Regions from separate parts of the Homo sapiens genome. Here region 2 is linked to region 1. A link is a contact called in ENCODE Hi-C or POLR2A ChIA-PET data. All regions are on one chromosome and are shown on one strand. Each heading gives the region's core, a stretch centred on a gene start or an enhancer-like site at or near the end of the contact. The rest is flanking DNA. Distances are from core to core; before and after follow the strand shown. Region 1 holds the start of POLE4 (DNA polymerase epsilon 4, accessory subunit). Region 2 holds the start of RTKN (rhotekin).

Region 1 (6,154 bases), core at 2,676-5,175:
GCATAAAATATCCAGATTACAGAAGAAAACTAGTAACAGTTGTTTGCAGGGAGGGGACCTGAATGAGGAATTAAGGGACAGAGAGAAGGTAGAGAAAGACTGTTTACAGTCCTAGTTTTCAACTTCTACAATCAACCAGAGATAAAGCATGGAAGATTTAATTGTGATAAGATACAAATGTTATTAGCTTTGACAATGTCAAATTACTAGATAACACAAATTGATAGCTAGATGTGAACTAGAAAGGGAAAAGGGATACATGCACTAATAGTCATACTTTACAAACTGGGGAGTCAAGGAATACATTAAAAATTGGACACAACAACCAAAGACATCCTAGTATGTTATATAAACTGTAAAGGTAAAGAAACTAAAACTAGTGATACAACTACCAAAAATCAGAAAGACAGCAGGGGATTTATGGGGTTCTACAGGTTAGCCAAATCTTCATTTATCACAGCAGGAAGTCAATACATACCGTCTACAGCTGACAAACCAATGGGTAAGCATATTAGTTAGAAATAAACGTAACCACCAGAAAAGCTCAAAACACAAACAAAACAGTGGGTGGACGGCAGCTGTACTTCATTATAAGCCATTAGGTAACGATTTGATTTTCAAGTATGGATATGTATTATAAAAACGAAAAAAATGTATTTACTTAGACCATACACACCTAAGGACATAAGAACATTTATTTTACCCAGTAAAAAATAATATAATGCAGACTGAATCCACAGGGGCTATGATGGCTAACATTCAGATCTACCAATGTAGGACAGAGCAAAGGGATTCAATTACAGAGATAAATGAGGATGAAGGCAGAGGATGAAAATAAACACACCAATCATTCAATAAATGGCCATTTATTAAAAATCCAAGCTAAGCACTATGCTGTGATAGAGGCTAGAGTGGAAAACTACATAAGACCACCCCACTTCTATTCCTAGTACCCTCCAGTTTATTTTCCCCAGGGCAGCAATGTTGTGCACTTAAAATACAAATCTGATCATATCACTCATGTCTTTGAAAAGCTGGTAATTAAAAATGAAGAGGTAAAGTAGGCTCCAAACATTTTTGACTGCAGAACTTACAGAAAGTCTGTCACAAGGAGTGCCTGCCTTAGGTAGGACTAACAAAAGTTAATTTTAAGAAAAATGAGTAGGTGGAAAGAGAGGCTGAAGAAAAATCTGCAAATTAAAAGAATGCTCAATAGTCTAGACATAGAGTTGGCCATGGTAGTCTATCTATCTAATAAGACATTTAAAAAATATCTATCAAAAGGACCAGGGGCCTAGGTTGACAGGGAGATGCAGAACAAAGGAGTAAAAAAGAGTGGAATAAATCAAGATATTTCTAAAGGTAATAAGGCTTGAAGGAGGTAATGAGAACACCCTGGGAGAATAAGGATACATGGCTTTTGCTAAGCTATTCAATCAAAATACATGTGTCGCTCAACAACAAGGATACATCCTGAGAAATGCATCACATCTTCAGGCGATTTCACCACTGTGTGAACACCATAGAGGGTACTTACACAAAGCTAGATGGTATAGCCTACTACACACTTAGTCTACAGGGTATACCTATTGTTGTCAGGTTACAAACCTGAACAGCATGTTACTGTACTGAATACTGTAGGCAACTGTAACATGAGGATAAGTGTATTTAAACAAATCTAAACATAGAAAAGGTAATGTATTTCATTAGGATGTTATGACCACTACCTCACTGGGCAAAAGGAATTTTTCAGCTCCATTATAATCTGATGGGACCACCCTCATGTGAGCAGTCCATGGCTGACCAAAAAGTTATTACGCAGCACATGACTACATACGTGTAGTGAAGAGTAAGCTGATCAGACTGAAGAATTAAGTAGCAGAAATCGCTCTGAGGCTAGGTAGCTAAAATTAGGTATTTCAAATATTTTCTTTTTTAATGACAAAATTTAGTTAGTACACAAGTTAATCCATGACTCCTAAAAATACAGACAAGTACAAGTCTTATTGCAGCAAAATAATCACTTCACACAGATTGTTGAAGAAAAAAGAACAAGCGGTGACCCTTTAAATGTTAACAATTGTTTCTGATCTGTAACATGATGAGGGGGGGCAAGCCTGACATTTAGGGATGGCGATCAAAGTAGGAATCGAACTTTCGAATTCATCTAACTCCACTGGGATCTTTATATTCCCTCCTATTTCTTTATGGTTAGCAATTTTCAGGTAGAAATTTTAATTCCCCAAGGGAGAAAACTGAACCTCACTAGGTTTAGCAAGTTACTTTTTTCTATCCTAATAGCAAGTGCGGAGAATTATCCCTACACAAACAAGAAGCAGGCATCCGTTTTATGAGATTTTGAATTTCACATCAACATGCAAAAGACAGGCGGAAATGATTGCCCACTGAGAGGGAACTCACCTTCCAGAAAAGCAAATTCATCCACAGCTTCTATTGCATTATCTGAAACACAAGGAAAAGAGACACCTGACTAACTTCAGCCATGCTGACCTCAGTCAGAAAACAGCACAATCTGCAGTGAAGGGCATGAGGCTTTGGGCAAATGAGGGCATTTATAAGATGCGTCCCTTGCTGCCTTGAGATCCATATCTACTCTACCAGCAACTCTTATATATATTAGCTGTCTCCCTAGAAGAGTTAAGAAAAGCATAGGCAAATACCATTCAACGCGGGGGTTGGGGGCCTCCTAAATTACCCCTAAATTATTTATTCGCTTTGCTCTTAAAGTTGTCAGAGAAGAACGTGGCAATAGACGCAGGGCGCATGAGAATACGGTATACGAAATCTTACCCAGGTGAGGGTTCCCAGCCAGACAAGAGTCAGAAATCAAATCCCCAGTTGCTAGGTGAAAAAGAAATATCTTTTTCTGGTGCAATTTGGCAGAAGGTATGAAGGGATCCAGTCCGCTACGGCAACCCCAGACACCTTCACACACTGCCCCGCCACCCCAAGCAGACAGCCTCTACAGGTAGGGCTTCCTGGCACTGTGGCCAACAGAAACCATCCTGGGGAGAGACGCTGTGGCACCTCTCAGATCAGAGTGACGTCTTCTCAACCTGCACAAGGGGAAACCAGCCCAGCCCTCCCTTGTCTGTCCCCAGACACTGCAGTGCCACTCTACCCAAGTCTCTCCTCTGAAGGGTTTTCCTTTTTCCCTGCTGAGCGCAACAGTAGGCATCTTTTGCAATGGTCTCCACAAACAGTTCCTGTGAAGTAAAAAAGCAAAGTTTTAGTAATGGGTTCTAACACACTGAGGAGGTGAGGGCTCCGGTTTGTGGGTGGGGGCAGAAAGGGAGAAGAAAGGCTCGGGGCAAGAAAATGTTCTGGAAGCTAAGATTGTCCTGGACTTCATGAAGATCCATTCCGCTACCCTCTTCCCAGTATTCTCCCTCATTCACTAAAGACTCCTACAAGTTCTGTACGAGGCCCTGGAGATACAAATTAAAGTCACTCACTATCCAGGTCCTCAACAAGAGGGAGGAGTGTTAACAAAACTCGCACAGGTCCCCGGCCCCTTTCCTCCGCCTTCCGGGTCCACGCCCACATCTCAAAACCCGGGCCACGCCGCCCTAAGCCCCGCCCGCGGGAGGCCCCGAGGCCCCGCCCCACACTCCACCTCCCCCACTCCCGCATGCCCTCGCGCTGCAGGCGCACCGCGGCTCGTGCCAGAATGAAGATGGCTTCCTGTCCCGCTAGCGTCACGTCGGGATCTGCCTTCACCAAGGCCTTCACTCGCGCCAGAGGCAACCTCGAGAGACGAGCCCCAGGCACACTCGTTGGGGCCTGGGGCTGCGAGGCCGCTGCCTCCCCAGCAGGTCCCTCCTCCTCTCGGGGCGTCCCGCTTCCTGCCGCCGCCGCCGCCGCCATCCCGGCCTTGAGCGTGCTGCGCGCGGCCGCCGACTGTGCGCGCGCATGCGGCGCAGGCCCTTTCCCGCGCGGGCTGGAGGCCACACCCTGTGTAGGCGCGCGGCTCCGCCCCTACGCGGCAGTGCGCTGCCAGGAAACCGGGTGGGCGGGGGTCGGGCTCCGGCTCTTCCCACGCGCCTAGCCACCCGTGGGCTGTCGTGCACTTGGTTGACGCTACCGGCGACCCTCTGGCCCCGACGGGCCTGTGGAGCCCAGGCACCTCCCATTGGTGCCTGTGCCTGGCTGGTGAGGGGAGAAATCTAGACCAGGCTCGCAAGAGAGTCTCCGTCAAAACAGAGTGTGCATATTCCAAGGCTAACGAGGGCACGTGTCCGAGGGAGGCCCGGCCCTGGAGGGCCCAGCATCGTGGAAGAGGGTGCCAAGGAGGCAGCGAAATCTGGACCAAATTCAAGGATAACCAGTTATAGATGCTCTTGAAGGAGGGGTAGGGCTTTTGGCAGGCAGAAATGAAGAAATTCAGCCCAGCCAGAGGAAACAAGAAAAAGTCATGGAGGCTAGAAAAGATGAAATTGTGGTGGTGAGGCATCCACGTTTGTTCAAAAAGAGGTTGCATCACAGCTTTGGTTCTCAAATTTGACCTCAAGATCCCTTTACGGTCTTAAAGATTGTTAAAGAGCCCAGGGAGCTTTTGTTTCTGTCAGTTATATCAATACTTACTATATTAGAATTAAAGTTTTAAAATATTGATTTAAAATTACTAATGCGTTACCAGCTAACAAACAACATTTTTATGACAAGTAATTTTTTTTAAATCTAGTAAGAAAAGTCTCTAATGTCTGATTTCATGTGAGAACTGGATTCTCTAGCTGCTTCTGTTGCTAACGTTAGCACTTCTCAGGTAGCTCTTAAAAAACTACTACATCTTGAGAGAATGTGAATGAAAAAGGCAACCTCATAGTAGTATTAAGAAAATAATTTTGGCCTCATGGACTCCTGAAAAGGGTCTCCAGAAAATTCCCACCCCCATGAATCCCCACACCACACTTGGAGGTCTGATAGCGTAGAGGAACAGTTAATATTTAAAATAGGTTTAATCTAAGTCAATCATAATAATAGTGAACACCTTTAAACATTTACTATGTGCATGATTCAAAGTGTTTTAGATTTATGTAAATCATAACTTCTGTAATTTTCACAATACCCTATTGAGGTAAATATTATAACCTTCTTTTTCAAACCTTATTTGAAAAAATTGAGGTGCAGAGTGGTTACTGAGTCGCATACACAGGGCAGAATGTGGTGAAGCCAAGATGAAGCTGAATTAAACACATCTGAAATCACTCAGTTCCAAAATTATGTAGTAAACTCTGACTGGTGTAGGAGTGGAAAGGTGTGAAACCTTTCTTTACCCATTTTAAGGGTCACAGCTGACACTCCTATAACACACACAAAAAGCCTAACAAGTCTAATCAAAGTTTTACATGACATGAGAGTCCAAAAATGCAGACCATGAGACCTAGAGGAAACTATTTTTATGCTTAGGTTATATGAAGAAGGGATCGCTGTGTAGAAATGTGATTAGAGGCCTGGTACGGTGGGTCACACTTGTAATCCCAACACTTTGGGAAGCCAAGGCAGGAGGACCGCCTGAGCCCAGGAGTTTGAGACCAGCCTGGGCAACAGATGGAGACCCCATTTCTACACACACACACACACACACACACACACACACACACACACACACAAATTAGCTGGGTATTGTGATCCTATAGTCCTAGCTACTTGGGAGGCTGAGGTGGGAGAGTTGCTTGAGCCCAGGAGTTCAAGGTTACAGTGAGCAATGATTGCACCACTGCACTCCAGCCTGGGCGACAGAGAGAGACCCTGTGTCTTAAAAAGAAAAAGAAATGGGATTGGACAAAAAGGGAATGATAATAGTCTAATGGTAATAGACTGAATGGGGAAACCCAGCAAGGCCTGTCTGTTCATATTCTTCTTGGCCTCCCTGTGTAGCATTCCTTCTGGTATTAGGGCAGGACCCTTCTGGAATGAGGGTCTTCAAGGGAGAAGGCAGAAAATAACCTTTCTAGGTTTTACGACTTGCTTGGAGGAAGGAGAATTCTAGTTTCTATGACCTGCGTTGGGAAAGAGGAATTCTGGTTTCCATGACTCACTGCGAAGAGTGGTGATGTTACAGTGGGTAGCTAGTCAGACACGAACAGGGCAGGATAGGGCCCCCACGCTCCACCAGGAATGTCAGAAGATC
Region 2 (6,154 bases), core at 2,246-4,745, 520 kb after region 1:
TCTGCCTCCTTCCTGGGTCTCAGGCCAGGGGTTTTCAAACCCGTCCACAGAGCTTGTGTTCACTGGGGGAGCAGGGAGCAGCTGAGCACCTGTGGGTAGACAAGGCATGAGGCTCTAGCACCTGCTCCCATCATAGCAGCTCTGATTTGATTTCACACATTTCAGGTAAGATTTCATTAAAAAAAAAAGGTTCTGTTGCTTAAAAACAAACATTTGAAATGAACTATCTTAGTCCAACAGGATGGCACATCTCAGTCAAGGACTCTCAAATCTGTTTGCTTCTCTTTTATTTACTTCAACTGATGTTTATTGATCACTTGCTATGTCCCAGGCACTGGGGATAAGACAGACTGCCCCTCCCTAGAAGGCTTACAGTTCAGAGGAGTGATGATGAATATTTGAATAAATTAAGGAACAATATCTTTCCCTTTCTTTCCCCTCACACGTCTTTTGTGGTTAATCTCAGATGCCATGGACTTTATAAATCTTTTGATCTGCCTTTCCTACTGACCAGAAGAACTCCCTTCTCCATATAAAATTTTGTGTGTGGAGGATGTTGGTTGTTTTTCCTGTTCATTTTCCATTCTCTCACCTTCTGGTGGTAGTGGTTGGAACATTCTTTGGGGAACAACCCTCCCCCACCTTCTCCCTCCCAGTTCACTGGGTTCTGGTTAGTCTCCAGGAGTGGGCAAGTGACCCCAAGCCTGGCCAGCTGGCACCTAGAACCTCCTTAGCCACAGCAATTGGTTCAGATCTGGCCACCGTCTGACTCCAATGATTGGTTTGGGATGGATGAATGATCACAAATGTCTCACAGCGAATCCCAGACGTGTAGGAGCCTCAGGAAACAGATGCTCTCTTTTCAGCTGAATTTAAGCCTGAAAAGATATAGACCCAGAATTTTGGGCAGCAATTTCGTTACACTGTGGAGAGTGAAGCCAACGTGGAGGAAAGTAGAGCCAAGTGATGGGAAGAGACTGGATATTCCTGACACTCAATGAGTGGGTTAAGCCACATCTAAAGCTTGACCCCTGGCTCATTTGTTTGTATTGGCTCAGTTCCAGGAGCCGATGCATTTCCCCTTTTGCTTTAGTACTTTTCAGTCAGCTTTTCCAAAAGAATGTTGAAATGATTTGCCATAGCAAAACATTTCTAATCTGGACTCTCTAAGAGCTCAAGACTGGTATGTCTCTGGGTCCAGCCAGCCTGCCATGTAGGAGTCTCACCCTTTCTCAAGTTCTGTGTTCTGAAGCCTTCAGGAGATCTGTTTATGTGTGATCAGCAAGTTAATCCTTTGCCATTTCCTTCTCTTCCACTGGGCTTTCCCCAGAGGGGGCAAGAAGGGAACCCTGTTTTTTGTTTGTTTGTTTGTTTGTTTGAGACAGAGTCTCGCTCTGTCGCCCAGGCTGGAGTGCAGTGGCACGATCTCGGCTCAGTGCAAGCTCCGCCTCCCAGGTTCAGGGCATTCTCCTGCCTCAGCCTCCTGAGTAGCTGGGACTACAGGCGCCCGCCACCATGCCCGGCTAATTTTTTTGTATATTTAGTAGAGACGGGTTTTCACCGTGTTAGCCAGGATGGTTTCGATCTCCTGACCTCGTGATCTGCCCCCCTTGGTCTCCCAAAGTGCTGGGATTACAGGCGTGAGCCACCGCGCCTAGCGGGAACCCTGTTTTTATGGAAGCAGGGAGTGGTAAGTCCAGCCGGGCAAGTCCAGCCATCCAGCAAAGCAGCTGATTATATCTATATCTATCTATATCTATATCTATATCTATATCTATATCTATATCTATATCTATATCTATATCTATATCTATCTATATCTATATCTATCTATAGATAGATAATATTGGCCAGGCGTGGGCCACGCCTGAAATCCCAGCACTTTGGGAGACCAAGGCGGGTGTATCGCCTGAGGTCAAGAGTTTGAGACCAGCCTTACCAACATGGTGTAACCCCATCTCTACTAAAAATACAAAAATTAGCCAGATATGGTGGCAGACGCCTGTAATCCCAGCTACTCCGGAGGCTGAGGCAGGAGAATCGATTGAACCCAGGAGGCAGAGGTTGCAGTGAGTCGAGATCATGCCATTGCACTCCAGCCTGGGTGACAGAGTGAGACTCTGTCTTAAAAAAAAAAAATTAAAATAAATAAATAAATAAATAAATAAAAATAAAAAATTATACATATTTGTAATGCTTTTTAAGAGATGGGGTCCCACTATGTTGCCCAGGCTGGACTTGAACTTTCGGGCTCAAGCAATCCTCCCACCTTAGCCTCCCGAGTAGCTGGGACTACAGGTGTGCACCACCATGCCAGGCCAATTTGTGTGTGTGTGTGCGTGTGTGTGTGTGTTTTGTTGAGACAGGGTTTCATGTTGCCCAGGCTGGTCTCCAACTCCTGAGCTCAAGAGCGATCAGTCCCCCTTGGCCTCCCAAAGTGCTAGGATTACAGGCTTGAGCCACTGCACCCAGCCATCTTTTTTTTAGACGTAGTTTCGCTCTTGTTTCCAAGGGTGGAGTGCAATGGTGGGGTCTCAGCTCACCACAACCTCTGCTTCCCGGGTTTAAGCGATTCTCCTGCCTCAGCCTCTCAAGTAGTTGGGATTACCGGCATGTGCCACCATGGCCGGCTAAATTTTGTATTTTTAGTAGAGATGGGGTTTCTCCATGTTGGTCAGGCTGGTCTCGAACTCCCAACCTCAGGTGATCCACCCTCCTAGGCCTCCCAAAGTGCTGCGATTACAGGCGTGAGCCACCGCGCGCAGCTGCTCTTTATGACTGCAAATATGGGGCACTTGCCTTGTGCCAGGCACTATGCTGGGCATTTTACCCTCATTCTTATAGGTAATCCTCATAGCAACTTGAGGAGTGGAGATAATTACAGTATTCCCACTGAACAAATGAGAAAACTGAAGCTCAGAAAGGCCAGTGACTGGACCAAGTTAATGATTGCACGGTTAGTTAGTGACAGAGCTGGGGTTTCACGACGTGTTTAAGCACCGCCCCATCAGTTGTGGCCACTAGGCTTAGGCGGATAGCCTCGCAGAGGAGCCTAGGTGGGGAGGGGGACGAAGAAGGAACATTTGGGACTGTGGGATGTTGAAATGGTCTCTTCGGAGGCTGCCGGGATTGAAACTGGGCAAGGTCCCAGGGCCCGAGTAGAGCCAGAGCGTGCTACGCGGCGATCCCTGAGCCACGGGGTTTTCAGCGCCCGGGAAGCCAGGCTTGCCAGGTTGGGGCGGCTGGCGGGGCAGGGCTTCTCGGTCCGTCCCAAGTCCAGGTAGGCGCTCGCGACCCGCGCGGGCAGGGAGAACGCGCTCCCACAGTGCTCGCGAGGTGCAGTGCGCCCCTGGGGGCTCCGGGGCCGTCGGGCCAGGTCGGCTTGGCGCCCAGGGACTGGCCGGACGGGCTGGGCCTTTGGCGGGGGTGGAAGAGGAGGTTGCCGCGCCCTGCCCGGCCCAGGTGTCGTCTCCGGGGGCGGGGTTTGGAGCCCCGCAGCGGGAGATTCCCGGCCGGACTGGCGGACGAGCGTCGAGAGACAGAAGCCGAGGAGAGGAGGCTAAGCCGGGCGGCGCGGGGAGCGCACTGAGCAGGCAAAGTCGCAGGGCCGCCAGCATGTTCTCCCGAAACCACCGGAGCCGGGTCACCGTGGCCAGGGGCTCCGCCCTGGAGATGGAGTTCAAACGCGGCCGCTTCCGACTCAGCCTCTTCAGCGACCTGCCCGAGGTGAGAGACTCGCGTCCCTGCCTTCCCCTTCCGCGGCTCCCGGGGGCAGCCCCAGCCACCTCGGCCTCCTTCCCTCGCCCGCGTGCACGCCGAGGGGCGGAGACGCACGGTCTGGGTACAAACCCGACGGAGTTGTTGACTTAAAAAGTAAGGTGTGGACGGTCTGCATTTTCATCGGATCCATGCTGCCCATTCCGCGGCCTGGTTAGGATTATCTGCCTGAGCCTGGAAAAAGCCCGGGTTGGTCTCAATTTGTAGGGCCCCAGCTCGACTCCTAAAATGTGCCTGAACCCCAAAATGTCTTGGGCATCCCCGGGCCAAGGGCGGTGGGCAGCTAGGCGGGCCCCAAGCGCTCGGACTCTTGGCCTGGGCTCCCGCTTGTTCCCCAGTCGCCAGCCCCATCCCACAACCTGTCGCAGCCATCTGGGCCAGCCTCTGTCATCAACCCCGACTTTAGGCCGGGGCCGCTCGCTTCCCCGAAGCCCAATTCAAAGGCTCCTCTATGCCCCTGCAGGGCTTTTAACTCCTTGGGGTTACTTCCCACACGCAAAATTTCCGCCTCCTTTTCTGGGGCCTAAGAGGAGTCCAGCCCCTAGGCTGAGCGTTTCCCCCGTCCGCCGTCCACGCGTTAACCTGTTGGATCCCCACCTGTAACGCCCTAAGGGCTAGGGCGGGGCTGAAGGTGTGTGGTTGAGCGGGGACTGAGAGGGCGAATAGCTACCCCGAAGACTCTTCTGTCCCCAAGGTCAGACTCACACTCGCCCAAGGAGAGCCCAGTTCCAAGCCTTCCCTTCCGGGTCTGGAAAGGGTTAAGTGAGGTGGGCCTTCCTTCCGCCCCCTCTACCTCCCGGCTGGGATTCCAGGCCTGGCTTCTGCCCTTTCCCTCCAGCCTGCCCAGAACAAAGAGGCTCTTTCACACCCTTGTCCCGGCGTCCCGGGCCTTCTCTGACTCAGAAGCTAGTGGACCTGGGGAGAGGGGGCCTTTGTCGCGTCCCCTTGCCCCCAAGCGACTGGGCCCGAGGAACCCGCGTGGGGCCAGCGTGGGGGAGTAAGGGGCGAGGCCCGGGACCAGGGGGAGGGGCCTGTGAGCTGGGGCCGCCCCTGGGATTAGCCCGGCCTTCGGGGACAGCTCGGAGGAGCTGGGGCGGAGCCGCAGGGCCTGGCGGCCGCCGAGTGAAGTGTGACTCCGTGGGCCTGGCGTGGAGGCGGGGGCGCTAGGCTGCAGCTGGCTCGGAATCGGGGCTGGTTTCCTGTCTGGAAGGGAAGGGGCCTGCAGAAGGGAGCGGGGACAGCAGCAGACAGGCACACCCCTGCCTTCCTCTCTCCCTCTCCTCCCTTCTCTGGAAAAGCGAGGTAATTGTGAGCCCAGGGTGGAGCGGGCTGGATGGGGGCCCTGAGTTGGAAGGGGTGGCCCTAGGGCTGGGCTGCTTTGCCAACTCACCCCTTTGTCCCATTCCCTGGGCTCACTCTCCCCTGAGGTCCTCACCTGTGTGGCTCTTTTTCCCAACTTTCTCAAACTAAGCTGGAACCCCTCTCGGGAAGCTCCAACCTCCTGCAAACCCCATGACTCTAGAACCTGCATGAGGCGTCGTTTCCCTGCCCCCTTCCAGTTGTGCCTGCCCCTCACTGCCCTCTCCGCACACAGATTCCCTGTCCACCAGGCCAGGGATGTGGGCGGGGGCTGGGGAGCGGCCAGAGTCGGAATGAAAGGGCCTTTTTCTTCCACAGCTGGGAGAACAGCTGCCACCAAAGCGAGACTGGACACTCTGTGCCTAGAGCCCCCTCTGCAGCTGGCCTTTCCTCCTGGGACCCCACTTATCCTCACTTCGCTTTCTTTTTCTTCCCTGCCTGGCTCCCGGCAGGGCCCCGGAGCAGCAGTGGGCGAGGAAAATTTGTCACAGCAGCCAGAGGGGTTTAACAGGAGTGCAGAGGGATAAGGGCAGCTTCTGCCCTCTGCCCAAGAGCTGGCCACCTCTTTAAAGACTGAGGGAACAGTGGGAGGAGGAACTGTGGGACAGTGTGGTACCTATCTGTCCCCCCTCTGGAGGGGTTGACAAGGGAAAGGGCACCGGGGGGCACAGAGATGCAGGACAGATTGCACATCCTGGAGGACCTGAATATGCTCTACATTCGGCAGATGGCACTCAGCCTGGAGGTAATCCCCCGACCCTTGGAGTACACACCTCCTTCACTTGCATCCCAGCCCCAATCTCTGCCCTGCCCATTCCTGCTACAGCATGGTGGGGAGAGCCAGGCCTGCTTAAAGTGGGAAGAGGGACAGGTGGTTCCCTATGCCTTGTGTTGGGTGCAGTGTGTGGACCCAGGCTCAGTTCTGCCCATCATAGTCTTATGTTTGCAGCAGGGTCTTTACACCTATTTCAGGAAGCTCTGTGGGTGAGTGTAAATGTCTGTTCTGGGGACAAGGGTT

What was found. A loop is a pair of places that touch in the nucleus more often than their neighbours do. ChIA-PET counts read pairs that join two places held with the same protein, here RNA polymerase II (POLR2A). Pooled maps may share reads with other maps.
Region 2: a loop to region 1 is called in a pooled map, with 4 times the contacts of the local background. The contact joins the promoter of RTKN here to the promoter of POLE4 in region 1. A Hi-C loop is called at or near these places in 1 of 168 maps with a recorded cell type or tissue (CD8-positive, alpha-beta T cell), 1 of 37 single-sample maps with no recorded cell type and 11 of 50 pooled maps. POLR2A ChIA-PET finds 5 or more read pairs at or near these places in 1 of 52 experiments (PC-9).

The regions. Positions count from the first base shown.
Region 1 is chr2:74,956,414-74,962,567 of GRCh38, reverse strand. It overlaps POLE4 (DNA polymerase epsilon 4, accessory subunit), which reads right to left and starts at 3,925. Exons shown (of 4, transcript NM_019896.4): 1 at 3,676-3,925; 2 at 3,143-3,227; 3 at 2,422-2,463. The coding sequence starts at 3,888. It overlaps LOC105374809 (a long non-coding RNA gene), which reads left to right and starts at 3,689. Exons shown (of 5, transcript NR_187884.1): 1 at 3,689-3,836. RefSeq lists silencers at 3,477-3,716, 3,787-4,046 and enhancers at 3,338-3,838, 3,839-4,339.
Region 2 is chr2:74,439,278-74,445,431 of GRCh38, reverse strand. RTKN (rhotekin) reads left to right here and starts at 3,495. Exons shown (of 12, transcript NM_001015055.2): 1 at 3,495-3,726. The coding sequence starts at 3,616. RefSeq lists silencers at 3,405-3,484, 3,795-3,854, 4,570-4,879 and an enhancer at 5,307-6,044.